Regions from separate parts of the Mus musculus genome. Here all the other regions are linked to region 3. Evidence: chromatin loops called from intact Hi-C (ENCODE). Cell type or tissue: heart. All regions are shown on one strand.

The links. Hi-C counts contacts between places; a loop is a spot of excess contacts. Peaks named below come from ENCODE experiments on the same cell type or tissue, not always from the same donor. Only the 100,000 strongest peaks of a DNase experiment are listed, where the experiment ranks them.
Region 1: it touches region 3 in a loop (3.0-fold over the local background); 8 of 42 quality-filtered maps call a loop at or near these places.
Region 2: it touches region 3 in a loop (3-fold over the local background); 13 of 42 quality-filtered maps call a loop at or near these places.
Region 4: it touches region 3 in a loop (2.1-fold over the local background); 2 of 42 quality-filtered maps call a loop at or near these places.

The regions. Positions count from the first base shown.
Region 1 is chr7:118,579,815-118,587,814 of GRCm38, forward strand. Tmc7 (transmembrane channel-like gene family 7) reads right to left here and starts at 4,872. Exons shown (of 16, transcript NM_172476.4): 1 at 4,790-4,872. The coding sequence starts at 4,853. In heart, CTCF peaks have their summits at 4,866 and 6,362; DNase peaks (open chromatin) are centred at 4,847 and 6,207; H3K4me3 peaks cover 1,044 bases; H3K27ac peaks cover 954 bases; H3K27me3 peaks cover 1,589 bases.
Region 2 is chr7:118,301,133-118,309,132 of GRCm38, forward strand. No RefSeq gene overlaps it. Among named protein-coding and RNA genes, the nearest start is that of Gm35083, 22 kb to the right of the region's middle. In heart, a CTCF peak has its summit at 3,868 (motif pointing right); no DNase peak of the experiment used is centred here; H3K27me3 peaks cover 272 bases.
Region 3 is chr7:118,528,732-118,536,731 of GRCm38, forward strand. It overlaps Coq7 (demethyl-Q 7), which reads right to left and starts at 4,625. Exons shown (of 6, transcript NM_009940.3): 1 at 4,448-4,625; 2 at 828-1,006. The coding sequence starts at 4,520. It overlaps Tmc7 (transmembrane channel-like gene family 7), which reads right to left. Exons shown (of 16, transcript NM_172476.4): 16 at 7,113-8,000. In heart, no CTCF peak of the experiment used is centred here; DNase peaks (open chromatin) are centred at 4,350 and 4,580; H3K4me3 peaks cover 1,868 bases; H3K27ac peaks cover 1,969 bases.
Region 4 is chr7:118,852,576-118,860,575 of GRCm38, forward strand. Knop1 (lysine rich nucleolar protein 1) reads right to left here and starts at 3,423. Exons shown (of 5, transcript NM_023197.3): 1 at 3,048-3,423; 2 at 1-765. The coding sequence starts at 3,201. It overlaps Iqck (IQ motif containing K), which reads left to right and starts at 3,177. Exons shown (of 9, transcript NM_001374605.1): 1 at 3,177-3,386. The coding sequence starts at 3,200. In heart, no CTCF peak of the experiment used is centred here; a DNase peak (open chromatin) is centred at 3,186; H3K4me3 peaks cover 2,297 bases; H3K27ac peaks cover 1,685 bases.

The DNA of each region.
Region 1 (8,000 bases), 51 kb after region 3:
GGCGGGTCTCTTTGGGTGATGCAGATGTGCTGAAATGAGTGAGACCCAGCCAGACCATCTCTTGATGCAGGAGAAACTAGTTACATTGGTGCAGTGAGGGATTTACTAATTAACTTGCTAAGGAAATACTAAGGTTACACAAAGTAGAATTTAGCTGAAGGAGATCTCCAATATTAGCAGTACACTAACCAGGCTTGCTGAAACTGCAGGAAGAAGAATTTTGTACCATAACTGAAGTTTAGGGTTTCCAGAGAAAGTTTCTGCTAATGCTTGTTCACCAAGATTGACCTCCAATTAGGCTTCATTGCCATAACAAAGGGAGACAGCCCTGACTAACAACCAGCCTTTAGGCTACTCCCACATCAAAGAACACGCCCCCAAGGGGCAGCTCAAGGGCACAGCAGGTTTGAAGCCATCACCAAGTCCGGGTCTGCTTTTATTTAGGTCAGGAGAAGCACAGTCCTGCCAGGTGGGCAAGAGGGACCTGGGTAACAAACATTCAAAAAGAACACCAGTTGTTAAGAAATACTATTAAGAAATAATTCCAATAACATCTTTACCCTGTAAATCTCCCATCTGCCCCAGTGGCCAGACTTGCAGTCTCCTGTCTTGTTTAAATTGTTCAGAGTGTGACCTGGACTGGAATGGAGAGGTTTAAGGATGATAGCAGAGGTGAAAAGCACTTGTCTAAAGTGGCTATGTTAGTAAAACCTGTTCCAGCCGGCTCCTCTTTGGACACAGCCAGGGTGGGATGTGAGTTATCATTAAGGTGTTTTCTCCGCAATCTCCTGAGTGTGCAGAGTGGGTTCTCACTGGGGATGAGGGAGAGCAAGAAGAGTGGTTCTCACTGGGGATGAGGGGGAGCAAACAGAGTGGGTTCTCACTGGGGGGGGGAGGAGCAGGCAGAGTGAGTTCTCACTGGGGATGAGGGGGAGCATGCAGAGTGGGTTCTCACTGGGGAGAGGAGCAGGCAGAGTGAGTTCTCACTGGGGATGAGGGGGAGCAAACAGAGTGGGTTCTCACTGGGGGGGGAGGAGCAGGCAGAGTGAGTTCTCACTGGGGATGAGGGGGAGCAAACAGAGTGGGTTCTCACTGGGGGGGGGGGGAGCAGGCAGAGTGGATTCTTACTGGTGATGAGGGAGAGCAGGCAGAGTGGGTTCTCATGGGGTGGGGGGACACGCTTTGCATCATTCCACCCTGATGAACAACAGCTGAACCTGTCTGAATCACACCTCCATGAAAGAAAGAGAAGAGGAGGGAGGAAGGAGAGAGACAACATGGGGTGAGAGGGCGTTAGAGACGTACACTCTCAGTCTCACACAGAGGGGCACATGAGCACAGTAGCCTGGCAAGATGATTCTTCTGTGAAAAGGGGGCACCAAGACCCAAACTGGGCGAGCAAGCACACCGGACTGGAGGTTCACTGCATTTCCATTCTAACACAGGCGGTGGTAATTCAGTGTCTTCCCCCACCCCCACCCCCCCACCCCACCCCCACCCCACCCCCATTCCATCCTCCCAGCCCCCATTGTCTGGGATTGGACCTCAAAGTTTTTCATGACTGCCTAGTTTTCAAGGAGTCAGTGCAAAGGAAATCAAAGGCAATAGAGGTCACTTAAATTCTGATAACTTGGCAGGACGTAGTGGCACACACCGAAGGCAGAGGTCTTCTGTGAGTTCAAGGCCAGCCTGGTCTACATAGTGAGTTCCAGGACGGCCAAGGACTACATACTGAGACCCTTCTCAACCAAACGAACACACACAAAACAAACAAAATAATAAATTTTGATAACACAGCAGGACCTTTGTATAAACAAGTTTTAGCCAGTTGGAGGGAAATAAGGACATTTGCATAAATGTTTCAGAGCGGGAGAGAGAGAAATATTTTGATTTCTTGTCACAAACAAAAGTTTTTCAGTGCTTAAGAGAAAAGAATATTAAATGTTCCTTGCAGGAGAGAAGGAGGAGAGGAGAAATGGAAGAGAGGACGGGAAAGAGAGTGGGAGGGAAGTCTGGAACTGAGGCGAGAGGGGGAGGCCAGGTACCTGTCCGCAGACACCTGGTGAACGGAGCTTCCCTGTGTGCCTCTAGGAGCCTGTGAGAGACATTGGGAGGTGTGGCCAGGATTCAGGGAAGGAAGGCTGTGTGGCTGTGGCAGGTGGAGGCTTTGCTGGAGCCCTCCTCCTCTCCAGCAGGCTGGACAGGGCCTTGGGTTGTACGCCTGTCAGAATCTCCTTATAAATGTGGAGATGAAGCCTCAAGAAAGGTGATTTGCATAAACTTGCATGAATCCAGCTCTGAGAAACAGGGTTGAGCCAAGCGCATTTGTCCCCAAAGCCGGGCTAAGGGGGAGAGGCTCAGGGATCAAGTGCCTGCTTAGCCCGTGTGAGGACTGGAGTTCTACTCCAGGGCTGCACACACACAGGAAAGGAGGAATCAGCAAGATGTGCAAGGACACACCTGCCATGCCAGTACTCGGGGAGCACAGGCAGGAAGACCATGAGTTCAAGCTCAGCCTGGGCTACTCGGTGAATCCCAGAGAAAGCCTGAGCTGCAAAACAAACTATTGGGGGGGGGGGGAGAATCCCTCCCCCTCAGGAGAGTACATGGAGGGGACAGAGTCCAGCCTGGAAGAGGCAATCAAAGAGGGCTTCTGGGAAGAAGTGACACTGAAGGAAGAGATGTATGTACCTTATAAGGAAGGTTATGGTCCCCAAGGTGGATGGACAGGCTGGAGTGTCCATCAGGTGGGCCTGGGAGGAACGGGCATTAAAACAGGAACCAGTGGAGAGGGACTTCCATGCAAACACTATCATCAGAGTGTGTCAGACACTGGGGCCACCTTCCAGGAGCCCCGTAGCACAAGAAAGTACAGCCATAAATGTCAACACTTAAATTTTCTTAACACTGGCCCCAAAATGGCCCCAGAGAGCTACACTCCCAATGTCTGGGTGCTCACACTGGGCAAAGTGACCCACGATGACCAAGAAGCTGCTGCAGAAATCTGGCACGGACTTCAAGACTGAACCCCAGAACACAATAGCTTCCAGCCTGCTCTCTTGGAGTCATCTGCTCTGGGGAGGATATGAGCCATGTTGAGGGGAAGTCAAAACCAGCCTGAGAAGGCAGAGTAGGCCGGTTGATCAAGCCATGGTGGGAAGGACCCTCCAGGGCCAGTCAAAGATGCAGGCGACTGCAAAGCCAGGTTCCCCTTGACTACAGCCTTACAGTGACAGACTCAGGAAGCAGAGACCCCAGAGGGTTCACTCCTGAATGCGCACACCATGGTCTAGCACAGGACTGTTGCTCGGCTACAGTGTGCTGCTTCGGAGTGCTGCTGTGGGGTCCATTTCCAAAGAGGTCCTACCTCATGCTGCTAGATTAGGAAGTCAGAAAACAGCATCTGTGTAGGGCAGACACTATGCACCTGTGTTCCAGGACACCCAGAGAGGTCAAGTCATGAGGTGAAGGCCAGCCTGGCCAGCATCAGGAGGCAGAGGCAGGACTCCAAGGCTGGCCCAAATTGCAGAGGGTTAGTCTCCAAAAAACAAAAACAAAACCAAACCAAAAAAAAAAAAAAAAAAAAAAACCAAAACAACTTTAAAAAGTAAAAAGAACTGGGGAATGTAGTTCTGAGGGAGAGCTCTTGTCCTGCTGTGTGAGGCTCTAAGACCTAGCCCGGGAATTTCAAAACAAACAAAACCTTGCAGATAACCAAGGGGGTTGGAGAGATGGCTCAGTTTATAGAGGTCCAGGGGTTGCTTAGAGTGGCCCTTCAACTCTCAGCAAAGACCCAAAGTGAGACCGAGCATGCTGGAACAAGAGGAAGAACCATGGGAGCCACCCAGAAAGATATTGGGCTTTCACAGTGCTGCATGGGACCCTGGGGTGGCTGGAAAAACGCTACAGGTGCCACGCCCCCAGCCCCTCACTGTGGGATTCCAGGCCCCTTGCTGTTACCAAAGGGCTGAAACAAGCTGACATCAGCAGAGCTGGAGCTGAGCAAGAAAGGGGAAAACCCTATCATAGAGCTTCGCCTGATTTTTTTTTCCCTGCTTCCAGAGCTTTGTCCCAGGACTGGGTCTTTCTTCTGGAGGCTGAAGAGCCCAATGCCCTCTCTCTGAGCTTTGCCTTCGTAGATCCAATCTCACTGAAACTCATACTGCAGATAACTTTTGTTAGTTCTGGCTCAAGACAGAAACAAAGTAAATACAAAGTACAAGGAAGCCTGCTCCAGGGGGTTGGCAGCTCTACTATATCTACTGGGCGGCGTCTTTACACATTTCTGTAAAATCTCAGGAAGCTGTATATTTGACTGTATATTTAACACAACTAAAAAGAAATTTTTCCTGTGCTAAGTAGGCTGCCATCGACTATTGCCTCGCTATAATCGGGGCTGTGCTGGGCATTTGTTAATATTTCACTGTTATTCTGTCAATCTGAGGCTCAGAGAGGGCAAGTCACTTGGCAAAATTCACACAGCAATAAAGACCAGAGACAGAATGGCTTCGAGTGGGTCTAAAGGGAATATCTAGGGGCCAGCCGCTGGGGCGGGCAGGTTGTCACAATCTCTTCACAGAATAAGATACCGTGGCGATCTAGAGGCTGGCCTGGGTCCGTGAATCGTCGCGTGGAAAGTGGGGACTGCCTCTCCAGCTCGGTAGGCAAGGCAAGGCGAGCCTCCTAGCCGGGCATATCCGCTGCCCACCGCTTTCCCCGCAGCGGTGCCCCGCGGAGGACCAGGACGGCCACCCTGCCGCCCCGCACGCCTGGTCCCGCCGCGACCTACCTGGGTGTACGGCCCGCTGCCGGCTGGACCCGTGGCCCGGGTCGCCCGCGCTGCCCTCGCTCATCACGGCTCGGCGAGGACCCTCCAGCCGCCTGCCGGCGGCCCTGCCTTGTCGGGTTCCAGATGACGTCACAGAGGCGGGCGGGGCCGTTCCCACGGGCGCGGGGTGGGGACCGGCTACCTCCAGGAGCCTCTCAGTCTTCTTTCTCAGTCTCCTTCTCCCCTCCCCTTGGTCCCTCCCTCCCCTTTCCTACTCTCTCGGTGCGCCCTCCCCTTCTTCTTCCCCCCTCCCCTCCCCTTTCTCTTTCTCTCCCTCCCTCTCTTCTGGTACTCTGAGACCCAGGTTGGCCTTGAGCTCCTAATCTCCTGCCTCCACCTCCCAAGTGCTTGGATTACAAGTCCCACTATTGTAAATTGTCACTTGGTAGCAAGTGTGGAACAGAAAGTGTGGAACGTTGCCCTTTGGGTTCGTGTGTGTGTGTGTGTATGTGTGTGACACATGCATAACTAAGACAGTCAATGTGTACCTTACACGCTATATATCAATGTATGTGTGTGTAGATGGCTGTCTAGAGGGTGCAGTCAACTTGCATGGTTACCGGAGGGAAGGGCAGGTGGGGGATTTGCTACATATGTTCTTCCTAGAAATGTTCTCATTCACCAACACCCCATACATATATATACATGTACAGCTAAAACGTAAAATTAAAGTAATGAATGGGGCCAGTAAGATGAATCAGCAGGTAAAGGTGTTTGCCACCAAGCCTGGCAGCCTGAGTTCTAGCCTCAGAATCCATAGGGTAGAAGGAGAAGATGGGCTCTCACAGATGTCCCCTGCATGCATACAGGCACAAAAGAAATACGAATAAATGAAATTTGGAAAATATTCTTTTAAAGAAGAAAGTGGGATTTTAGAGATGCTTCGTTGGTTAAGAGCGTTTCCTGCTCTTCCAGAGGATTGGGGTTCAATCCCCAACACCCACAACCACCCTGAACGCCAACTCCAGGGAACTCTCTTCCAACCTCCACAGGCACCTGACACACCGTACATGCTCATGCAAACACACATACACATAAATAAAAAGTTAAAAAGAAGAACTTGGGAGACAGATGGATCTGTAAATGTGAGCCAGCCTGATCTACATAGCAAGTTCCAGGCCAGCCACGGCGACATAGTGATACCCTGTCTGGAAGGAGGAGAAGGAACAAGGAGGAATTGGGACTTGATGGATGGAGTGGCTGTCCCACCTTCTCAGGAGGCTGAAGCGGGAAGATTGAGCCCAAGAACTCAAGGCCAGCCTGGACAACACAGGAACCTCCACAAAAAAAGAAAGTGGATCAGAGGAGGACCAGGGACGAGCAGGTGGCAACAGGGCAGAGCAAGACTGCTATTTTGAGAATTACTAAAAGGCTCAGACGCCAGCTGGCACCGGAGACCATTAGCAGTGGCAGTGAAAGCAGCCAAGCGGGATCACCACGTCTGTTTGAAGGTCACCTGGCTTCCCAGTGTCCCTCCCTGTGCTCTTCACCCTCTGAATTTTCCTACACTGTGCCCTCATCCTCCCATGTCAGTTAGATAGTGTCTGCTGACCTCTGGCTGTTTACATAGTTTCTGTCCTTTTAGTTTCTCTGGCTTACTGAATGATTAATACAGGATATTAACATTAATTTAAAAAAATATTGCCAGCCATGGTGACGCAGGCTTGGAACTCCAGAGCTCTAGAGACAGAGGCAGCACTATTATGAGTTCAAGTCCAGCCTGGGCTATATAGCAAAACCTGACTCAAAACAAATAAATAAGAAAACTGAACTAGAATATAAAGAATATGACCCAATGGTAGTGAGGAGTGTTCCAGCAGGCACCAGCTTACTCCTGTATGAGTTGCAATCCATCTCCAGGGCCTGGGCTGTTTCTCCCCAAATAGAAACATTTCCTATGGCTTTCCTTCATCTTCCAACCCACTTCCACGTTTCCATCTCATTATTTCCAGCTAATTTTAATTTATGATTATGGATGTTTGTGTCTGCACACCATGTGTGTGCCTGGTACCAGTGGAGACCAGAAGAGGGCATCATGTCCCCCAGAAATGGAGTTGCAGACAGTTGTGAGCTTCCATGTGGGTGCTGGGACCCAAACCAGGGTCTCAGGAAGAAAGCCAATGTTCATAACTGTTCAGTCATTTCTCTAGACCCTCGAAGTGTTGTGTTGTTGTTGTTGTTTTGTTGTTGTTGTTGTTGTTAGGGTCTCATCAGCCCAGGCTGGCCATGAGCTCATTATACAGCCAAGGGTAACCTTGAACTTCCCCCTGCCCCTCCTAAGTGCTGGAATTGCAAATGTGTACCACCATGACCAACTTCACTGTCAACTCTTCCAGAAAACTGTATTTGTAATAAGAAAATAGAGATCACTGAGTTGAATGTGTTCATTTGAGGCTAGCTTGCATAGTGAGAACTGTGTCAAAAACAAAGAGGGGGCAGAGAAGGGAAAGAGAGAGGAATCACAATGGATGCTATCACCATCACCACCGCCGCTGCTGCCACCAGTGTGTGCAGTGTTTTGTGTTTATGCAGGTGCATATGCACAGTATGTGGAGACCAGAGGTCACCTTTGGGTCTTACATCTCAGGAGCTCTCTGCCTTGCCTTAGTTAGCTTTCTTTTTCTTTCTTTCTTTCTTTCTTTCTTTCTTTCTTTCTTTCTTTCTTTCTTTCTTTCTTTTCTTTCTTTTCTTTCTTTCTTTTCTTTTCTTTTTCTTTTTTTTCTTTTCTTTTTCTTTTTTTTAGACAGGGTTTCTCTGTATAGCCCTGGCTGTCCTGGAACTCACTTTGTAGACCAGGCTAGCCTCAAACTCAGAAATCCACCTGCCTCTGCCTCCCGAGTACTGGGGTTAAAGGTGTGTACCACCACGCCTAGCACTTAGTTAATTTTCTTTTTCTTTTTTTTCCCCAAAGATTCATTTATTATTATTAGGTGACTTCTGATATACCAGAAGAGGGCATCAGATCTCATCATGGGTGGTTGTTAGCCACCATGTGGTTGCTGGGATTTGAACTCAGGACCTTCGGAAGAGCAGTCAGTGCTCTTAGCCGCTGAGCCATCTCACCAGCCCCTTAGTTAATTTTCTAATGCTGTGATAAAATGCCACAACCAACGCAACTTATAGAAGAAAGAGTTTATTTGGGGATTATGGTTTCAAAGGATTAGCGTCTGTG
Region 2 (8,000 bases), 230 kb before region 3:
AGATGTTCACTGAGCTCCACCTAGCGCTGGGCTGGGTGCTGAGGCTAGAGAGACCCATAAGCCATGGGCCTCAAGTGAGGGAACCTGTGGTGTGCTCCGAGTGCCCTGTGGGAACACAGACAAACAGGAGAGCAGGCATAGGAAAAACAAGGAGGGCATCCAGGAGGAGGCAACAATTGCTAGAATGGGCGGACAATCACCATTGCACAACCAGGGGGAGCATTACATGGCAATCAGAGAGGGGGAGGGGCCAGGTGACTCGGACCTTTTGGGTTATACCATGAAGTTTTATCTTGTGAGTCTTACTCCTGAGAGTGAGATCTGAGAATCCATCCTCTGGTAGGAAAACAACAACAACAACAACAACAACAAAAGCTTCTGAGATTCCATCTGACCAGAAGCCTCTTCTCTAGAGATGATCCTTGGATCTTATGGGTGTGTGTGTGTGTGTGTGTGTGTGTGTGTTTTGTTGTGTGTAAGGGATGTGTGTGGTATGTGTATGAGGTTTGTATGTGTGGTGTGTGTGTGTGACATGTATGTGTGTGTGGTGTGTGTGACATGAGTTTGTGTGGTGTGTGGTGTGAGTGGTGTGTGTGTGTGGTTTGTGTGTGTGTGTGTGGTGTGTGTGGCATGAGTTTGTGTGGTGTGAGTGGTGTGTATGTGGTGTATGTGGCATGAGTTTGTGTGGTGTGAGTGGTGTGTGTGTGTATGTTGTGTGTGTGTGTGTGTGGTATGTGGTGTGAGTGGTGTATGTGTGGTGTGAGTGGTGTGTGTGTGTGTGTGGTGTGAGTGTGCTGTGTGTGTGTGTGGCCTGAGTGTGTGTGGCATGAGTGTGTGTGGTGTCATTGGGCACCCTGGGTCATTTCAGCTTCCCTGGAGTCTGGGGACTCTGCCGCTGGCAGCTGCAGCTGCACTGTTACAAGTGGGATGATTGGATGACTTTTCGTTTGGGCTGCAGGTGGAGCCTAGGGCTCTGTGCATGCTAGACAGAGCCTGGAACACTGACCGTGTCCCAACTAGAAGGCATTATTTTTAAACAAATCATCTGTTGCCAGGTGTCAAAGTTTATTTTAATTGTTCCGAAGAGAATCTTTTATTTTTTTTTAAGATTTATTTATTTTATTTATATGAGTACATTGTAGTTGTCTTCAGACACACCAGAAGAAGGAATCAGATCTCATTACAGATGGTTGTGAGCCACCGTGTGGTTGCTGGGAATTGAACTCAGGACCTTGGAAGATCAGTCAGTGCTTTTAACCTCTAAGACATCTCTCCAGCCCAAGAGAGTCTTTTAGAAGAGATGAGGGAAAGAAGTTACCAAAAGTTGAGTGACAGAGTTTTTGTGTTAATTAGGAAAAGAATACAAAATAGAGTTGCCAAGCAAATGTTAGTGTGAGCCTGTGGCCTAGTTTTTTGTTTTTTGTTTTTTTTTTTAATAATGACTTTTATTTTATTTTATTTATTTCTATGTATATGAGTACACTGTAGCTTTACAGATGGTTGTGAGCCTTCATGTGGTTGTTGGGAATTGAATTTAGGACCTCCAGTCAACCCCACTCTCTCTGGCCCAAAGATTTATTATTATATACTGTAGCTGTGCACCAGAAGAGGGCTTCAGATTTCATTATGGGTGGTTGTGAGCTACCATGTGGTTGCTGGGATTTTAACTCAGGACCTTTGGAAGAACAGTTAGTGTTCTTACCCGCTGAGCCATTACGCCAGCGCGTGGCCTAGTTTTTTAGGAAGCAGGATTTTCCAGGAGACTGAGGCTCGCCAGGGCTGAGACCACATTTTCTCTTCTCTTCTCTTCTCTTCTCTTCTCTTCTCTTCTCTTCTCTTCTCTTCTCTTCTCTTCTCTTCTCTTCTCTTCTCTCCTCTCCTCTCCTCTCCTCTCCTCTCCTCTCCTCTCCTCTCCTCTCCTCTCCTCTCCCCTCCCCTCCCCTCCCCTCCCCTCCCCTCCCCTCCCATCCTCTCTCTCTCTCTCTCTCTCTCTCTCTCTCTCTCTCTCTCTTTCTTTCTTTCTTTTTGAGATAGGGTTTCTTGTTGTAGCCCTGGCTGTTCTGGAATTCACTCTGCTGACTAGGTTGGCTTTGAACTCAGAGATCTTCCTGTCTCTGCCTCCCCAGTGCTGGGATTAAAGGCGTGTGGCATTATATTCAGTTCAGTTTCTTTCTTAGAAAATATTTATTTATAAATCATTTTTAGGAATGTGTTTGCATGTGTATTTGTGTGTGGGAATGTGCATGAGTGAAGCATCCCAGGAGGCCAGAGACATTGCATCTCCCTGGAGGTGGAGTTGAAAGTGACTGTGAGGCACTTGACATGGATGCTGGGAACTGGATTCTGGTCCTCTCCAAGAGCAGTGCATGCTCTTAGCCATGGATCCATCTCTCTAGCCCCTTCAAATATCTCTAATATAATTTAGTGTGTTAAATCTTGACATGATTGTGATCTAAACCACAAGTCATGTTTGGGGTTAATATCATTAGCGGACTAAAAAAATTACAATTTAGGCTGGTGTGAGGTGTTCGCCTGACATCTTGGCATTGTAATTGAGGCAGGAGGATCAAGAATTTGAAGTCAGCCGGGCGTGGTAGTGCACACCTTTAATCCCAGCACTCGGTAGGCAGAGGTAGGCGGATTTCTGAGTTCGAGGCTAGTCTGGTCTACAAAATGAGTTCCAGGACAGCCAGGGCTATACAGAGAAACCCTGTCTCGAAAAACAAAAAACAAACAAACAAAAAACAAGAATAAGAATAAGAATTTGAAGTCATCTCAGCTTGATCTTTATGATCTTGTAGTTGGTCAAAGGATTACATTTGATCAATTGTAAATTGTCAAACAAAATCTGGTGGCAAGAGGTACATCGTTAGGGTAGAGAGATGGCTCAATGCATGAAAATTGCTGCCATGAAAACTGAAAACTTGAGTTCGATTTCCTGAGCCCACATAAATGTGGAAGGAGAGAACTGACCACACACAGCCCGCTGACTTCCACATTTGTGTGTGTGCACACATGCTCACAGGCACGTGTGTACATACTCACACATTTAAAAACAGCTACACTCTTACCAAGAGTAGCCGAGGGCCAACCAAACAGCCTGATTTGTGAATACTTTGGCCAAGGCCTGAGCTAACTTTTACTACAAAGATCCGGAGAGTAATTTCATATTTTTTCAGGACATGAAAATAACAGAGCTATGTAGGGACACACGTGGCTGTGCTCCAGGAAAATGTTATTTACTAAGTCAGGAGTGGTGAGCCTAATACCCAAGGGGAAGCCAGAGGTTGAGAGTTACTGGCCAGTCTGGGATATATAGCATCATTCTCTCAGAGAGAGAGAGAGAGAGAGAGAGAGAGAGAGAGAGAGAGAGAACAAGCAACAAAACTTTAACAAAAAATGGGAAAGCACAAATTTGGCTTGTAGCTATAGTTGGCTAACCCCATTTGGCTTAGCATGTAGTAAGTGTTTAGCAATTGCTCTCAAATGGCAATTTCGAAATCAGTTCATTTTTATGTTTTTTTTTTGTTTTGTTTTTTTGTTTTTGCAAAAGGTAGAAGGTAGAAAGCAGGAAGTTTTAATGGTCAGTTCCTCAAAATACAGTCTTATCTAGAATGGATTTCATTTTATGTGTTTATTGAAGAAATGAAATCAGAACATGAAGGATGCTGAGTACAAGTGGGCTACTACTGCAATCAATCAATCAATCAATCAATCAATCATCAATCAATCAACCAACCAACCAATCAAGCACACATGCAAGCAAGCAAGCAAGCAACTAACCAACCAACCAACAACCAACCAACCCACATCAAAACCCAAGGCCTAAACCAAGCACCACATGGTGTTGATGTTCTCAAGTCTAACAGCAGGTGGCGCACGAGGCTAACACACGGCCGAGAACTCCCGAACCGTCTCATCACCGTGGCTTTACATTTTAAAGCCTCTGTTTTAATGAACAACACAGCAAGTTTGAGCAATGACTTTATGTTGACAGCACATTAAAAAATATCCTGGGGGGTCCCTTTAAAACTCATCGAGGTGACTTGGCTTTTGCTGGTCAAGCATTCCTGAAGCCTGGGTTTTTCCTGTAAAACCTTATGAATTACAGGAGTTTGGGTGAAGGCCCGGTGAGATAGAGATACAAAGGGAGGGGGAGGGGGAGAGGAAGGGAGGGGGAGGGGGAGAAGGGAGAGGGAGGGGGGAGCAGGAGAGTGTGTGTGTGTAGGCGAAGGTCATTCCATGGCCAGCCTGGAATATGAGACCCTTTCTCAAAAATCAAAAGACAGCTCATCAAAAAGTTTAATGGTTGGTTCTCTTCTTTCCAGTGCTGTTGTAGATTTGTGGGCTCAGTTCTTGAGGAAAATGGGCTAGTACACAAAGATGGCTTCAATGTGCTCTCTAGGCACGAGAGGGACCTTAGAGGAGAGATGGTGGAGTGAGGTTTCTTACTCTGCACTGAGCTGACCATGAAAATTAAGCTGGGTGTGGCCAGCACCATCAGACCCATCTACTCTAGACCCTAGGAGCTTGGGAATTGAGGGCAGCTTGGGCGACACATGAGACCCCATCTTGAGAAAAAAAGAATTACAGTGGTAATATTTATGTTGTATGTTTTGCCAAAATAAGTTAAAAACACTTTCCACAAAGTATTACCTTACAGGTCTCCAGGTCAGAAATCCAAAGTAGGTCTCAGGAGCTAACATGCCTATTGGCAGGACAGTGTTCCCTTTGTAGGTTTCAGGGGTGCAGTGGTTTCTACCTGATTATGTTTTCAGGTATATGAGTACACTGCAGCTGTCTTCAGACACACCAGCATTGGATCCCATTACAGATGGTTGTGAGCCACCATGTGGTTGCTGGGATTTGAACTCAAGACCTCTGGAAGAGCAGTCAGTGCTCTTAACGGCTGAGCCATCTCTCCAGCCCCTCTCTTCCATTTTTCAAGCCAGCAATAGCAGTTGAAGTTTCTTCTTCAATTGGTTCTCTCCTTCCACTATGTGGGTCTTGGGAATTGAACTCAGGCCATCAGGTCCACAGCAAGCTCCTTTGCCTGCTGAGCCCTCTAAACGGCTCTCATGCAATTTCTTTGATCTGTTCCTTTTCCTACCTCTTCCTTATTTTAATTTTATTTTTTTAAGTTTTTTTTTTTTAAGATTTCTTTATTATTATATCTAAGCACATTGTAGCTGTCTTCAGACACCCAGAAGAGGGCATCAGATCTCATTATGGATGGTTGTGAGCCACCACGTGAGCCAATCTCTCCAGCCCATTTTTTTAAGTTTTAAGATGAGGTCTTGCTATGGAGCCTATGTTGGCCTAAAGCTTATCATCTTCCTGCATCACTAACTTTTGTATGCTGGAATCACAGGTGTGCATCACCACACCCAGGATTTTAGAGACTCTTGGAACTCTCTTGCATCTCACTGGATAACGCAGGGTAACTTCTCCATTTCAAGACTAAGAACACATGAGATCTACAAAGTCTCTTTGCCATGAAGGTAACTCAGTAATAGTGATTCCGGGGCCAGTCATAGAGGTTCCGGGATCAGTCACAGCCGTTCCTGGGTCAGTCACAGTAGTTCTGGGGTAGGTTCTGGGACGCACCTGTACTTGCCACTGTAGACACAGAGGACAACTAAGTCTGGCTACGGAACTCACAGGGTCCACCTGCCTCTGTGTGCTACTATAACTTTCTGCATTGCTCTAAAGCAGTGATTCTCAACCTTCGGAATGCTGTGGCCCTTTAATATAGTTCCTTAGGTTGTGGTAGCCCACAATCATAACATTATTTTTGTGCTGGGTAGTGGTGGCACATGTCTTTTTAAAAAATATTTATTTATTTATTTTATTATATGTAAGTACACTGTAGCTGTTTTCAGACACTCCAGAAGGGGGCATCAGATTTCATTATGGATGGTTGTGAGCCACCATGTGGTTGCTGGGATTTGAACTCAGGACCTTTGGAAGAGCAGTTGGCACTCTTAACCGCTGAGCCATCTCACCAGCCCCAGCACATGTCTTTAGTACCAATACTCAAAAGGCAGGGGCAGGTGGCTCTCTGAGTTCGAGGCTAGCCTGGTCTACACAGCAAGTTCCAGAATAGCCAGGGCTACACAGAGAAACCATGTCTCATAAAATAAAACAAAAATTATTGCTATTTTAAAACTTTTTTGAAGTTTTGTAATTTTTGCTATCGTTATGAGCTGTAATATAAATATTTGTGTTTTCTGATGGTCTTAGGTGGCCCCTATGAAAAGGTTGTTCAACTTCCGAAGGGGTTGTGACCCACAACCTGAGAACTGCTATTCTAGAGGCAGAGACCCATATATTGAACTGGGTCTTGAGCTCAACGTAGCTTAGAATGAGCTTGTGTCTAAGCAGATCCACCATACCATCTGGTTTATGTAGTACGTGCTAGAGACTGAACCCAGGTCTAAACGGTGCTAGGCAAGTGCTCTACGGACCGAGCCACACCCAGGCCCAATGACCACAGGTCCTGAGTAGAGATTTTGTCGGCTCTAGGCTCGATGGCGTACATCTGTCAGCTAGACTGGATTACGCACATCAGCTTTGCCTTTGGATGGATTTTACAGCTTACCAGGCCACGCTCGCTCGTCTGGAGGCAAACTCGTGGAGATGTTAGGTGGGGGCACGAAGGAATAGGCAATGGGTGTGGCCTGCCCAGCAAGTTGTCCATGGCCTTCAGAAGCACAGAGCATAATCAATATGGATGACAAATTGATTTAGGCTGCTCCCTGCTGCCATTGTTCCTTATGGCTTTCGGTGGTTAGTTACTGCCATAAAGAAATTTATAAAATGTGTTTTTCCACACTTATTTACTTTGGTGTGTGTGTGTGTGTGTGTGTGTGTGTATGGAGGTCAGAGGATAGCTTTCGGGAATCAGTTATCTCCTATCACGTGGGTTCTGGGAATCAAATTGTATGGCTTGCCAGCACGTGACCCTACCCACTAGACCGCCTTGCCAGCAGCCCCAAGACACAAGTTTTAAGGATGAGGGTGGACCTGAACGTGGCAGCTTTTTCTTTTTCTTTTTAAAAATGTATTTATTTTATGTATATAGGTACACTGTAGCTGAACAGATGGTTGTGAGCCTTAATGTGGTTGTTCAGAATTGAATTTTTTTAGGACCTCTACCCACTCTGGTTGACTCCACTCGCTCCAGTCAACTCCACTCGCTCAGTCCTTGCTCCTGCTTATTATACGTTAAGTATACTGTAGCTGTCTTCAGACATGCCATTCCCATTATGGGTGGTTGTGAGCCACCATGTGGTTGCTGGGATTTGAACTCAGGACCTTCAGAAGAGCAGTCAGTGCTCTTACCCACTGAGCCATCTCGCCAGCCCATGGCAGCTTTTTCTTTCACATCCTTTTTGTTGTTGTTGTTGGTGATGATGATGCTTTAGAGTCCAGGACTCTCACTTGCCAGGCAAGCGATTGCTACTGGGCTACAGCCCCAGCCTTCATCACGTCGACTTGAACAAACACCCGTGGATCTGGCTTGTTTCCAGATAGGTATTTAGTAAATGCCTGGTTGTGATAATAGTTATCACAAACTATTTATTTTAAAATGATCACACGGCATGACTGACCTTTTTGGAATGCATATCTGTACATTTTAATACATGTAGAGATTTCTTTAGTCACCATGAGAATATAAACAGTTTCATTGCCCACCCCCAACTTCCCATTTATTCTTTTATAATTACATTCTCCTCCCTCTCTTGGTTCCTTGCAAGTTCTTATATATTCTATGTCAGTGTAGTATTGTCTTTTAAAGAATGTCATAGAGGGGCCATTGAGACAGCTCAGTTGGTAAAGGATCTTGCCCTGACAACTTGGGTTTACTCCTGAACCCTAAATCTCCTTAGGAAGGAGAGACTCCTAAAAGTTGGACTCTGACCTCTATAGCATGCCAACACACATATAATAAACTAGTGTAATAAAAATAGGATGAGTACTGTATAGGCTTGTCTGAC
Region 3 (8,000 bases):
AAAAAAACTAACAACAACAACAACAAAACTGTGTCCTGAAAACTCGCAGACTGTTCTCAATAGAAAACAGGACATGCAATGAGAGGCATTCTCCTGGCATGAAGGACTCTTCACAGGAGAGTTGTGCAGGGCCACAAGCAGGCACCCACCATCTTACACATGGGATGAGCTCTGGGGACTGGGATCTGTGGGGATCTAAGCTGCCATGTGTCATGGTGACAACAGGATCTGGTTTATTCCCCAGCCAGACCCAGGGAGGTGGGGGTTACCAGGCTAGTGTGCACACAGGGAAATGAAAACCTAGAGGTCAGGTGACCTCTTCAGGGTCGCAGAAGTAGATGAGAGATCTGGAAAGGAAACCTAGATCTTCGGGGCTGTTAACCCCTCTCTCTGATACTCTGTGCTAGGACAAGCCTACAACAACCTCCTGGCACATGGAACATTCTTCTAATGGAGGGACTTTCAGCCTTTTCTGCAATGAAACATTAACACCACAAATACACCCAATTTCCAGACCCAATTTCTTTCTCTCTTACTTTCTTTCCCCCTCTCTCCATTTTTTTCTTTCTGACCTGGAACTTCCTATGTAGACCAGGCTGGCCTCAAAGTCCCAGCGATCACCCTATCTCCAGCTCCCAAGTGCTGGGATTATAGGCATGCACCACCACACCCAGCCAGAGTCAATGCATATCTGTGCTTTTAGACAACAGAGCAAGTGCTTTGTTCCAAGTGCCTCCCTTTGGAGCACACAGCCAAAAGTGATGCCCGAGGGCTTCAGATACACTGCCAGGGCAACAGACTGGGCTGAGACTCAGGGAAGAACCCACCTGAATGACAGGGCCAACACTGGTCCGACCGAGCACGGCCATTTGCCCTGCATAGATGCGGTTTGCTCCATATTCACCAGCGTGATCCACCCGAATTATTCGATCCACGGCTGCCCGGTTAATATTGTCTAAGGTCATCCCCGAACTGTGACACCTGATGATGAGGCCTCTTCCATACTCTGCAATGAAAAAGCAAGTGTCCGTCTCATTATCCACACAGGACACTGACATTCCTGAAAACGGAGTTGTGGGGTCCAGGGATGGAACTCAGGCCCTTGTGCTGGAAAGCAAGCACCTTTACCCACTGAGTCATATCGCTGGCCTGTTGCCTTTTTGCCGACAGAATGAAAGACAAGCCTGAGGGCTGGACACATCTACCAGTGTGTGTTCTTTATCACCTGCAATGCTCAAACCCAAAAGACTTCACCTAAAGACTAGGGTTTCCGGATTTACTTTAAACATATGGCGATCTGGAAGGACCGAAATCTGTCCTCACAAGGCAGCTGACGTGACAGCTGTTTCAGGAAAGGGAGGCTCCCCTCTCAAGCTGTACAGCAGAAGCCCCTGGAGTGCACCCAAAGCTATCTATAATGCTCTCCCTAAGTCTCCCTGGGAAGCGGCCAGTGTTGATGTTCTGAAAAAGCTCAGGGGACAAAGCCTGGCATCCCAAGTTGAGGCTTCAACGTTCTTTTAATACACCAATTCCACGGGCAGGTGACTGAGACCCTGCCTGACAAGGTTTGACCTCAGACTAAACTCTTCTTCAAATGTAAACACTTTCACTATACTTCCAAGCTCCAGATTAGAGGATCTTGAATGTTTACCTCATCCCAGAAGGGTCCTGTAGTAATGTGTGTTTATTCCATATAAAAACGGAAACCCACAGGCCCTCTGGTTTGTCACTCTAGCTGCACCCTGTTTAAAGTGCTGCAGGCTCTCTGCTTGCTATGACCACCATGTCTTTGGAAGACACTTCTTTTCACCTAAGCAAACTTCAACATCCAGAAAAGGGGTGGAAAAGTTCCCATACGTCTTTGGCTCTTTCATCAAGAAGGCTTAAGGTCTTTGGACACAAGGCCACGGGGCAGGATTGGAGTATCTGGTGTGTATGCATGCCGTCGTTGGGAACGTGAGCTTTGCTACCAAGTAGAATTTTAAATGCTGTATCTATTTATCATGGTGCTGGAGATTAAGCCTGCCCTGAGCTACATCAACAGTCCTGGGACAAATAGCGCTGTGTGTGCAAAGGCACGTGGATTCTGCAGGAGAATGGCTTTGGTCTACTGCGCATGGCATGCTCTGCCTCACTCAGCTCACTGACTCTAACTGGACAGAGTCTGTGGAGCAGACACGGCACCTCAGCTCTCCTGCCGAGTGTAAGACACCAACCATTCCAAACTGTCTTCAGACAGTGGGGCTCTACGGTTTGAGGCCCATATTTTATGGGACAGTGATGGGACACAATCAGGAACTTGTTGCATTTCTGTGTCCAAGTTCAAGGGCTTATGCTTCTGGCCAGCTTGTCTCCATGCAGAAAGCAGGGTCTGGAGACAGACTTGGTGAGCCAGTTGTATTTCTCAACACAATCTTGTTTGCTTGTGCTCTTACTTTTTAGCAAAGAAAGTTCAAGGCAACCCAGTACTCCTTTTTAAAAAGTATATTAAGGAATAACAAGGGGCCTGGGGAGGTGGCTCAGCGGTTAAAAGCACTGACTGCTCTTCCAGAGGTCCTGAGGTCAATTCCCAGCAACTACATGGTGGCTCAGGAGCATTTGTAATGGGATCTGATTCCCTCTTCTGGTGTGTCTGAAGACAGCTACAGTGTGTTCACATATATAAAATAAATCTTTTTTTTAAAAGAAGAATAACAAGGAGCTGAGCAGGTGGGCCAAGTTTATATGGCTGGCTTTTGAGGTGTGATAAACAGGATTCTTTATAACTGAGAACACACTGGAATGTTCTCTCAAACACAACTTCTGCACTCAATGACTGGGAGAGGGTAGTGTTTGTCCTTTTACCTAAGAAATCAGTATAGGTATTAATCCCAGCATGAGTTGGCAGAGCTCTGTGAATTGAAGGATATCCTGGTGAACAAGCAAGGTCCAGGTCAGCCAGCGCTAGAGGCTGTCTCAAAACCAAATTAAAACCTATCCAGTAGCAAGGCTAGTTTTATTTTTTTAAGGAGACACACACTTAAGGTTTTTTTTTAATTATTATTATCATGAGGGTATATGAAACAAAGGAAACTAAGTTACTTCATAAATGAAAACAAGTGATTCTTATTGTTAACCTGTTCACTGGGTTAGCAAGGAACCTTAAAATTCACATCCCTGAGACCTGACTGCCTTGTTACACACTTTAAAATAAAGCTGAATCGCAGAGCTAGAAGCTCTCAAGAGTGCTGTTCCAGCCATGGTATCTGGGAGATTTTAAGTGGCAAATGAGAAGATTTTAAGTGGCTTATGGACACATAAATTACATACTAAGAGGCTCTTAAAAAGTCTCTTCTGATCCATTTATCACCAAGGAAAACATCTCTATAACTGGCATGTCTTGAAAAATATCCAAACACTTGCTAAGCACTCTTCTCTTCCAGAAAGAAAAACAACCTTGGACTCAAGCCTTGGAAGGCACACACAACAATATCTAATGAAGTTTCATAGCTGTTCTCATGGTATTGGTGGTGGTGGTGGTGGTGTGTGTGTGTGTGTGATTACTCATCCATTTGGGGGCAGACAATTCTGGCTTATTATTTACCAAAAGGATGTAGTTTCAATTAAATTACTTAATAAGTTGTAGTTAAACAAAAACACATCTCAAACCTCCAAACAATATTGCCTTCAGGCAAAATAGAAATCTAATGCTTGAAGATTTAGTTTCGAGAAAATGACCACGATTTTCTGGGGCAGCTCGGATGAATCAGACCTGAATCCAAACCTACCTCTCTCCATTCCAAATTCAAAGCTTACCATATTTTGCAATACAAACAGTCCCATGAGAGGCTTGATAAAAACAGAGACTCTACGGCTCAAAAGAAGGCTCAGCAGTTAAGAATGTGTACTGCACTTGCAAATGACTTGAGTTGGGCTCCCAGCACCCATATATAGGGATTCACAAACTGCCTGTTACTCTAGTTGCAGATTCAAACCCCAATTCTGGCCTCTCTAGAATTTAATTATTGTGCGCACGCACGCGCGCGCGCGCGCGCACACACACACACACACACACACACACACACACTTTTTAAAACTCTAAAACCTATCAATCCAGTGGATAATGAGGGGGACCCGAAAATCTGCATTTATAACAGATTGATGCTGTCGTCGGAAGGCTACTTTGCTTGAGAAAGTCCCGAGTGGAGACCGGAGGGACACTGCAGGACACTCAAGTTCCACACTTGCACTGACGTCACATCACAGGCTGGTAATCACTTGTTCCCCGGCAGGGCATCCTGCAGAAGTTCACCCGTTCCTATCAATCAACTAGACGTACTACAAACCCCACCCCCATGTCGCGCGCTTGTGACGTATAGACGTCCTCCCCGTGACATCCGTGACCTCCACTGCAAATAGTCACCGGCGAAGAGCCCCGCGCCGAACCACGACCCCGAACGGCCGGTACCTGAGAAGGGCCTCCGGACACCAGTGCGCAGGCGTCCCACGGAAGCAGCCGCTATGGCTCCGGCGGCGCTCATCGCTGCGGACAATGCAGCTATGGTCCAAACGCCCCGCCAATCGTGCTCTCGACTCAGGGTGATGACGCATAGATGCCGCGGACCGAGAGCCAGAGGAAACGCCCCTAGGCCCTGGATTACACCCGATTGGTTAGAAATGACCGATTCACGTACTCTATTGGGTCTTCCCCCTGTCGATCATTGTAACGTCGTGAAGGCGCCCGGTCGGCTCTTAGGGTTGATGCAGAGCTGCCCTGGAGAGGCATTTTAGGTTAGGGTTTCTCCCTGTCTTGGAAAGGCGACCCGCAGGTCACTGTTGTTTCCTCCACGTTATGGAGATTATTTTTCTCTATTAAGAGCCGATTTACACCTGAAAGTCAGCAATTACCTGGTAAAACATGCCAGTTTTCGGTGTAATTGTGGGTTTCCCAGTTTGTTTCCCGTTACTTTCCGTTCCTTCTCAATTTTTATATTGAGATTTGCTTCATTGTTCATCCTTTACTGGATTATTCATGGCCTAGTGCACATTAGTGATGAACATAGCTGTGTGTTGAGGGAAGGAAAATTTAGTAACATACATTAAACATTTTAAAGTGCATATCCATTAATATGACAGCTAGGATCTAGCCAATAGAAATAAATTTTCAAGTCAGATAAGTATATAAGGGGAAAAACCATACCTGCAAGGATAATCAGTGCCTATTATAGGACCACTAGAGACTGTGGCTTTAGGAAAACTAGAGTTTGCACCCTTGGCGGGAGGGGGGCGGGTATTTGATTCATAGCTACTGTAAAATAAATGAAACTACTAACCCATTCTATATAATTATAGTGTTCAATTAGTATACTACAGTAACTTAAAATTAAGACGAGCCCAAGTACTGGGCCTTAGCGGCAGTGAGGGTACTTAAATATTCCTGTGGAATACTCAACCTAAATCTGGCTCTCAAAGCCTTCAAATGTTCAGAACCTTTCCCGTGCATTCCACTTCTAGATCTGTCCTAAAGAGATAAAAGAATGTTGAGGTGTATGTCCTAGTTATTACTGGAAATTTTTGGAAGTGTTAAAAAATTGGAGCTAGAGAGAGCTCAGAAGTTGAGAACACTTCTTGCTCCTGTAGAGGACCTGGGTTTGATTCCCAGAAGCCACAGCAGGAAGCTAACAACGGCCTGTAACTCCAGTTCCAAGTGACCCAGCACTCTCCTCCGGACTCTCTGCACATGTGACACACAGACAAATACATGTTTTTTAAAAAGGTTACCATCAAGAGAATGCTAACAAACTATGACTCATGAGCACAGTTAGCAGCTCCCTGAAATGGATGTAATGACGAGTTCAGATCTGATTATGTCACTCAGGCTTGCCTTAAACTGGTGAAATGGCTGCTTTGGCCTCTGGAGCTTCCAGGGGTGTTAGAACAATGAACTTTGAAAGAACTTTGGATAAAATAGAACATTTAAGTGGAAAATATGAGACTACTACATTTTCTTTCTTCCCTCCATTTGTGCTTGCTTGCTTTCTTCTCCCTTCTCTCTCCTCTCTCTTTTTCTCTTTCTCTCTCTCTTTCCCTTCCTCCTCCCTCTTCCCCTTCCCCCACTCTGGTTATGAGACAAGAATTTCACCCTGTATCCAGATGACTTTCAACTTGCTGTGTCATCCAGGCTGGCCTTTGGTGCCTCTTTAAAAAAAACTTGTGTGCTTATGTGTAATTTTGATTTTTCTCTGTGGTTTTCAATGTTCTCATACTTTATAGTAAGCACTTTCATATTTTCAAAAGACAACGAAGAATATGTGATTCCATAATCAAATTCTGAAATATAAAAGCAAGTTTGTCTTAGTTTTGTATTTTAAGTGTAAGGGAACTGTCTCTGAAGGTGAAGGAATTTGTTCACAGTCACACAGCAAAGAGCATGTCCCATGTTTCAAGTACCTCTCATGCTCTGGACAGGTTTCTGGTAAAGCCTCACTCTACAGAGTAAAGATGTGTTCAGAAGTTCTCACACGGTCAGATCTTGTACCACCCAGGAAAAAATGAATTCTTCTGTTCGCAAATACTTAGAGCATAGTGGCTAGCTGCCATCAGATTTTTGGCTGTGAGGTCTGATTTGCCAACTTAACAGTTAATGCAAAGTAAAGACCTGTCTAACTGGATTCTCCTTCACTGAGATGAGAACATTTCGTGGCTGCGAGAACCTGCAGGTCTGCTCTGCCAGAAAGAAATAGAGAGGGAGAGAGAGAGAAAGAAGGAGAGAGAGAAACAGACAGATAGACAGACAGGCAGACAGACAGACAGAGGGGAGAGAGAATAGAAAAGAGAGGAAGGGGAAAGAGAAGGGAGAAAGAAAAACAGAACCGGAGCCTATAGTAGCAGACGGGAAGTGAAAATGTTTGCAAAGGCTTTTAAAGTTCAATTTCCCAGTGTTCCTATGGGGGAAGAATGACAATACCTACTTCAAGTACCCACCAGTGACTGCATAGTTACTGGAAATGTGTGTTACCACTGTGGAAGGCTAGATGGCCATTACAAAAGGGAGCTACTTGGAGAGAACATCAAGATGTTATTAAGGAGAAATTAAAAAATATGTATTCACAACACGCACCCAACACATATATAGCTACTTTCAATATTTATTATATATTTATAGAATATTAAAATAAATACAAACAGTGGCTTTCAATGGTAGCAAGATATAAAATGCTTAAGATATTGTCTTTGACGTTCAAAACACACAAACCTGCTTTTCTTTGGCTTCTTAATAGCCAAGAGGAGACAAGACTCATCTAACACATCCATCGATGTCAAAATGCTACTTCCTCTAACTGCAGTGACAAAGAGCAACTTTACTGAGTATTGCAGTTCTCTTCATCACTTAACCAGTGATGAAGAGCGTCTGTGGGTTTGAGGACAACCATACTCTAAAACTTTCAAGACACGGAATCAGGAGTTTAACACACACCCGTTAGAGAGCCGCACTTTAAAGCTATACAGACATTGCCTGGTTATTCCAAGTTATTAAAATATTCAAGTAGGAGGTGCACACATTAGCAGCACTAACTAAAACCAACATACCAATTGGCATATTTTGTTATCTGTTTTATAATAAAGAAAATATGTTGTTTATTTTATCTACCATTCCTACAAACATAGGACAGCAGATTATCCTCAGGGCCACAGTGAGGACAAGAATGCTTCATGAAGGCACTAGGCAAAAATGCCAGCAACCAGGATTTGTAGAATGAGAATGGAGTAAACTTTGGTTTATTCAAAACTCCTGTTGTTAGGCTTTAAAACTCATAGATCTTAAAATACAAGAAAATGTTACAAAGCACATGTTCCCACAGGAACAAAAATATCCCAGGTTAACAGCCTCATGGAAGATGACGGAAATGATTGTGTAGAGCTTGAGGATATGAGTTCCGCCTCCAGATGTACATATGCACACACACACACACACCCCTCACCAAGGGCCCTTTATACGAATTCACACATGTAAGATATGG
Region 4 (8,000 bases), 320 kb after region 3:
AAGCTTCACTTTTGACTGACTTCTTACTCCCTTTCTTCAGGCTGTTCTCCACAGAGACCCTGGAGTTGACCAGGAGGATGTCTCCCTCCTGGTGGGTCTTCTTCTTCTTTTTCTTCATGTTGTGATCTCTGGGGCTCCCCTGCTTCCTTTTCTGCCCCAAGGCTGCCTGTTCCTCTGCCTCTGCCCCCTCTAAGCATGAGTGCAGGGAATCCCCAGCCTCGTAGAGCCAAGCGTCCTGGGGAGGAAGGGCTTCCGTGTCAGGAACCTTTTTTTCCTTCCTTTGTTTTTTGGACTTCCTACCAGCTTTGCTTACCTCCTTGGCATGCTTGGGGTCTGGGGAGGTCTTCAGCCCTGAGCCTTGGGAGGCAGCCTTTGATAAGGACTTCCGCCTCTTCTTTTTCTTCTCTCTGATGAGGCCTTCTGCTGACTGCTCAAGGGCCTGCCTTCTAGGGCTAGGTGACTTTTTCTGCCTTGCCCGTGTAGGCTCAGCCCCCAGGCACTCCTCCAAGTGAGTGCTACAGGACTTTTTTTTCTTCTTTCTCTTGCTCAGTGATATCTCGGGGATCTGCACCTCATCCACATTGTTAGAAGGGGACGTGGCCCTCGGAGGAGAAGCGTCTATAAAATAATCATTACTGTTTAAGACTGAGTATTGAGTCTCTGGTTCTGAGACATTTGCAACCACTCTCTTTTTCTTCTTCTTCTTTTTCTTCTTCTCTGGGAGTTGTGGGCCCAGGTCTGCTTTCTGGGTCTTGCTGACCATTACTGAGAAGAAAAACAGAAATAATGCAGTTTACCATTCTACCCAGTCCCAGCCTGCGGTCCGAGAGAAAGGGAAACAGCTCCCATTCCTTGGGAGCAGGAGGAAAGACAATTAAATGGCAGGAAGTGCAAATGCAGATGGCCTTACATTCAAATCCAAACTCCTCACTCAGTTTGACTCTATCACCCCACCTCTCTGCACGTCACTTTCCTTTTCTGGAAGGAAAGAACACATCCATCCTCAGAGAGGTGCCGGGAAAGCCCAGAGAAAAGGCTTTGAGCACTTGATTCCTTGTCCACCATCTCCCTGAAACCTCCAGACAGACCTATATTCAACAGATATTTACCAAGCGCCTACTCAAGCCAGCACTGCAAGACACAGCTGTGATCAAGACTTTAGCTGGCTTCCATGACATTTTTTTTTTTTTAAAAACCAGATGAAGCAGAGAGAACATCCAAGCAGTCTTCCACCAGATCCAATAAATGGCACAGTTAATAGTCAGCTCTTTCCTCTGGCTCATTTGTCGAGTGTTCCTGCTCTAGGTCTACAAAGGAATCCCCCTGTTCCAACTCTTACCATCCCAAGCTACTTAAACAACGTGGCAAAGAGAGACAAGCCCCAGCCAGGACTCCAAACTCTTGGGTCAAATAGAAACACTGGTACACTTCCTTGCTTTATACCCTTGGCCCCTCTGGACTCCGGTTTTATCATCCATATAAAGGCTGAACCAGAAGGTACACAAGTTGGGCTATCTCAGTCTACAAGACAGCTGCAAGCACTGTCTTCAGTTTCAAAGTGACTGCTAGGAATTAACATGTGGCCATAACACATGGAAACCTTCATTACCTGGCTTTCCTCGGGAAAAACAGAAGCACTTACGACAAGTGGCCGGGGATTCAATACATGGCTTTCACTATGATCACCAGTATGCTTCTTGCTACTCTGTGGACTAGAGACAAAACATGGGAGGCTTCTAAGGAAAGAGGTGGAAATTAAGGGTCCAGGAGCTTCTCTATCCTGCACCTCTCCTTGGCTTCGGCGCTAACATGCTCCACAAAGGATTCAGCTTGCTCTGGGCAGCTTCAAAGATCTAGGCCAGACTTGAGCCATATCAAGTCCACTCTCACCTTGCTTTAGGCGCACACCTTTAATCCCAGCACTCCGGAGCCAGAGGCAGGCAGATTTCTGAGTTCAAGGCCAGCCTGGTCTACAAAGTGAGTTCCAGGACAGCCAGAGCTATACAGATAAACCAAAAAAAAAAAAAAAAGAAAGAAAGAAAGAAAGAAAGAAGATGCCCCCACAGACATGTATAATCTTATACACCAATATTATGGTGGCATTTTTCTCAACTCCATAATATTGAACATGGTTTTCCAGTTTGACCAATAGGATGGTAGAGTCAACCCTTGAGGCAGAAGTGGAGGGTGACTGGGCAGCTGGATGAAACAGCTGCCTTGATATAACTCACTCAGCATGTGTACTGTAGGGCTGAGGCAAGGAAGTCACTCTCGCCAACAGAGACGACATAAACAGGACTTCAGGGATGATAATTAACAAGAAAACATAACTGGGCCTCAAGACATACTGACTTTTAGAGGACATAGGAAGGGGACTCACAAAGGAGAGAAAGATACAAGTCCCGACAGGCCAGTATCAAGTAAGACCATGATGATTCTACAGGATTAGGGCCAGTGATCACGAAAAATAACCCGGACAAAAAGGTCCCAGGCGTCAGCTTAACCCACTTCTTTGTTTTGCCACTCAGCCAACAGCAACATACTCTTTTCCATCCCTTTAACTGTACTTCACTCGCGAGAAGTGGAACCGAACCTACACTGCATCACCTGCAAACACAAGCTTTCTTCAAAAGCGCCTTGTTTTTGAGACAAAGTTTGACTACGTCGCTAGGGCTGATCTGCATCCCGCGTGCCGGGGTTATAGACGTGGGCCACTATGCCCAGTGTGAAGGCACTCTTAAATTCCCGCGGCAGCAGTGGATAGGGTTAGTGTGACCAATAAGCCTCACAGGCCTCGGAGACTGTAACTCACTAGGTCTCAAAGTCAACAAGGTGCAAAACACGGACTCGAGCCAGAGGAGCGTGTGCTGCCCTCACCAACCGCAGGCTGCTTGCTAGCCAGGATCATCCCCATGCCTACTCCAAGGCGGGACGGCTTGGAGAGAAACCGAGGGCTGCAGGCGAGTTGGGGGTGACTTATCTTTGTTTTCCTCTCCCCCAGCGTGCAGCACCTTCCTCGGGGCCCCGCACAAACCACCCGCACTCACCTGGTTCGCTAGCAGGCCAAGCGTCCCCGCGTGAGCAGCCGCGCAGCCGCGATCCGGAAGTCAGCTTCGACTTTCTGGCCCGCCCCCTCGAAATCCTTCTCCTTCCGGGTCGCGGCCTCCCGGTGCCCTGGGTTGCTGTAGAAACCGCGTCCATGGCGGCGCCGAGACTTGTATCCAGCCGCAGCGTGCTGCGTGAGGAGGCGAGCGGCTCCGCGGATTCGCCGATCACTACGCGCACGCCGGTGCCCGCAGTGTCGCCCGGGTCTCCCGAAGTGCTCGTGTCACCCCCGCAGGTCGTCGAGCCGCCGGGGAAGAGCCTATGGGATCAGATCTGCGAGGGTAGGCGCCCCGCCGCTGGTCGGGCCGGGCGGGACGCGGGCGGGACCCGCCGGGACGCGCGTTCCAAGCCTCTGTGCGCCAGGCGGGTGACGCGCGCGGGCGGAGGAGCCGAGCCTTAGGCCCACACGCGGAGAAAGAGGTTGGCGTATGTCTTGGATTCCGGTGCGACCTCAGGCAACAGGCTCGCAGAAGGAAACCCGGTCAGAGAGTTGCGTAGTGTGAAGCTTCAGGGTAGAGACCCGGACCGCCCGCAGATCGCCCGAGGAAGCAGGGAATGAATGAACTCTGTAGACAGGCTCCGGTGATACTCAGGAAGTATTTTGGTGTGGACAAATAGATTTTGATCTCCACTTGCCCCAAAGCCTTTCTGAAGCCCCACAAGCAGGCTAGATCACTTGTTCCTTTGTAGCCCACGAACCTTGGTCATGGGGTCTTGTAATAGTCGTACAGCGGGCATAACAATGGTACCTATGTCGTGGTGTTAGGAGGTAGAACCACGTAGTCACAGATCCTAGGTTACAGGAAGAGTGTTAGTTTTCCTTCATTCCAAAGCCTCCAGATCTCAAAGGCAAGAGACACAGATTCATTCATAATAAGTCCGCTGTCTATCCCTTCTCCCTTTTCTCTCGCCTTTTTGGACTACAGACTGGCTTCCAGCTGAGTATCCTCCTGCCTCAGCCTTCCAGCTACTGAAAGATTTTCATTCTTGTGGCATTGGCTGTCCAATACAACACTAATAGAACGTTCAATAATCTGTGCTGTTAAATGGGTTTGGGGTGTAATTTGGGACTGGCAGACTAGAAGAACCAAATTTCTTATTTTACTTAATTTTGATAAATTTAAATAGCAATATTTATGGAATAGTTCCAGGTCAGTAAATGTTTCGTGAATGGAAACAGTGAATTTGTCAGTGTATAGAGGGAAAAATGGTGACTTGGAAGAAGTGGTGAGTTCAGAGGAAGAAGAGAAGAGTCAGTCAGTCCTCCCAGACCACAGGGCTTGCATTACTCCTTCCCTGTAACCTTTGCTTTAGAGAAAAGGTTTCACCCTGATGTTCTTGTAAGTTCTACCCTTAGGGTCCTTACCCGAGGAACTATCTGCAGCAATATTCAGGTGTCTATATACTTACTGTCTTTCACCCAGAGGATTCACTTTTCCAAGCCAATAGATCTTCATAGTACAGTTTATTGTATAGTTTGATACTTTTCTTATTGCTGTGAAAAATATCTGACAAAAGCAACTCAGAGACTTATTTGGGCTCACAGTTTGAGGATATGGTACATCATCCCAGTGGGGGCTCCTGGCAGCCGGTCCCGTTTGCATCCACAACTAAGAAACAGAGATGGATTCTGGGGCTCAACTCACTTCCTTCCTTTTATTCAGTCCAGGACCACTAGCCCACAGCAGTGTTGCTGCCCCGTCAAATTGGTAATATCACAAGTAGTACTGGGGAAGGTGCTCTTTGAGGGGGATAATTCCTACCTCACAGGGCTGTAGTGGGAACCAAGTGAGATAATGAGAAGATGCTCTGGACTTTGAAAGGCTCAATACATGGTCATAAATATTGATACTTTTTTTTGTCTTTTCTTGTGGAATCAGTTTCTGTGGGGTGTGTTATACCTGGATAAAAGCAAGGACAAAGGGTTTTAGTGCTCTCTGAAAAGCAAGGGAATTGATGTCACTTACAAAATAATAGCTGTTGAGCAATGGGGGTAGAGATGACCTATTTTATACAAGGCCACTGTGACTTCAACCTAGATGACTGTCCTAGTTATTTTTCTGTTGCTGTGATAACACTGACCAAAGGCAACTTGGGGAGGAAAGGGTTTATTTCAGTTTACAGGTTCTAGTCCATTGTTGAAGAACACCAAGACAGGAACTCAAAGCAGGAACCTGAAGCACTGACCTCAGAAGAATACTAGTTACTGGCTGGCTCCCCTGGCTATTACTAAGCCAGCTTTTCTTACATAACCCAGGGCCACCTTCCCAGGGCTTGTATTGCCCACATTAGTGAACAATCAAGAAAATGCTCACAGAGATGCCCACACAGGTCAGTAGGTTTGAAGCGGTCCACCAGTGGAGACTTCCTCAGATAACTCTGGCCTGTGTCAAGTTGACTGCTGAAGCTAACTGGAAGAATGAATAATCTAATTCTGACACATATAACATAGGCTTGTAGAGTAAGCCTTTAGGGAGTGTATTCAGCTTCTTAGAGAAAGCATGATGCTGGGTGTTCTGTGTACATCTGTAATCCTAGCACTTGAGGGGCTGACACTAGAAGACCCAGAGTTTGAGGCCAGCCTGAGCTATATAGACTCTCTCCAAAGAGGCAAGAAAAAGGGCAGGGAGAAAAAGAAAAAGTGTGTATGCTTTCTGGTAAGCTTATCCCTGAAGTTAGTTATTACACTCTATTAGGAAAAATCCATTAAATAATGGTTGCAGCCAGTAGCCCTGGCAGAAGCTCAATTTCATGAAAACAAGGTGTAGCATCGCTGAGTGTCCAGCTTACCTCCTTTCTCCTCCCTGGCTGCCGTGTGTATACCTGCCTGCCTATCCGATAACTTATTTATAAATGTTCTTCAGTGTTCTTCCTCATCATTCTAGCAACGACTAACGCCTTTGTATTCTCAACATTGTTTGTATCATTATCAATAAACTTCCTTCCAGTGCTTCTAATTAAATCGTAGTGGTTTGTGATGTTAATGGTTTTAAGCATTAGAGGCTCCTTGTTTCCTGTTTGAACACTGCTGCAATTACTGCTATCAGCATCCTCTTGCTGTCCTTGGCTCATCAATTAATCACTCTCCAGCTCAGCAACCTTGGTGTTTTAGAAAGTAGGTCCTTCATCCAGCATTGGTCAGCTCTGAATGAGTTCTTCTTCCTCTAACAGACCAGCTGAGCAAGCCAGGGGAAATGACACCAACCAGCTCTGGGCTCTGCTCATCAATCAGTGTTCATCAGCATCTTCTCCCACCTCCCATGTCTACTGGTCCAAGTTTTAGCCCAAATAAATAGTCCTCCCACTTAGCACAGGACACATTTACTGAGAAGATGCCTGCAGTTGGGAGTGGACAAGAAATCCAACTTCTTTATACTAACACACACATAGTGCATATCTTTAACCTCAGCACTTGGAAAGTAGAGGCAGGTAATCTCTGAGCCTGAGGCCATCCTGGTCTACAGAATGAGCACCAAGCCAGCCAGGCCAACATAGACGCTGTCTGCAAACAAAAACTTCCAACACTCATTTGATCCATAAACAAAGAAAGACACGTTCTATCACTCATGACTTAATGCTCTTTTTGGGCTTTGGGGCCACTGTCTTGTTATTCTCAGGATCTCAGTCTATCACTTCCTCCTCTCCGTGTCGCCATCTTTCACATCTCTGCTAGCTTATCTCTTCACACACCTTGATCTGTGATCACAGGAGACAGCCCCATTTTGAGTCCACTTCCCACCTTTTCGTTGTTCTAAGTCAGGCTTCTTGAAGAAACACACTACCTTTTTCACACCATTTCCATGCCCACTGCCTTTCCAACCCAGAGCAGAGTAGCTTCCACCCTACTGCCCTATGTAGTTGTTCTCCTGCCTCAGTAACAAGTATCTACTGATGTTGGAAACCTCCCTATTGGGTCATACATGACTCAGTGTTAAACACCAGTGGCTTACTTTCCATCTAGGGGATGTCTTTGCCTTTTACTCAGATAACCCAGTCCAAAAGTACAGTTTATCTTAACTGCCTCCATTGCTATGATCCCTAAAGATTCAGCACCCCTTTGATATATAAAATGATATCCATTCCTACCATGTTCCTGCATGACCTTTGCTTGGACCTGACTGGGACAATGAGGGAATGGAGAAAAGACACAGGTAGGACATTCTGGGCTCTCCGCTGCAGAAACCTTAGCATCCAGAAGCTCAGCGTGTTTATAAAGTTGAACAGGGAGGAGAGGTTCTTGCAGATAAACAAGGAGGCAAGGTCTGTGGTTTAGAGCAGGTCAAGGAGAGGTTTAGCAGATCTCAGTAGGAGCACTCCCTATAGGGGAACAGTCTTCAGGCTGTGGACATCTAGTGGAAGAATGGTGTGGATACTTTCTGCACACATTATCAATATCCACACAGACTAGAAGAAAAGGCTTTGTCATTTGCTCCATGGGTCTGAGGCTCTGGTGTTCTTGACCTGGCTGTGTCCAGGATAATAGCACACATTACTTCAGGACTCTGCTCACTCTGGGCTTCCTCGGCTCTCAGCCCCAGTTGTTCTTAGACTAGGGTTCATTCTGTATATAGATAACATTAAGTTCCCCTAATCAGTGAATCTTAGTTAAACTCTTTGGTAATTGAAAGATTATAGGGGCTGGAGAGATGGCTCAGCTGTTAAGAGAGAGCACTGTCTGCTCTTCCAGAGGTCCTGAGTTTAATTCCCAGCAACCACATGGTGGCTCACAACCATCTGTAATGGAATCAGATGCCATCTTATGGTGTGTTTGAAGACAGCTACAGTGTACTCTTATACATAAAATAAATAATCTTTTTTTAAAAAGAAAGATTATAAGGGCTATAAACAACATACCCGATTTTCTTAAGCAGTTCTTAACAGTTTGGAGAAAACAA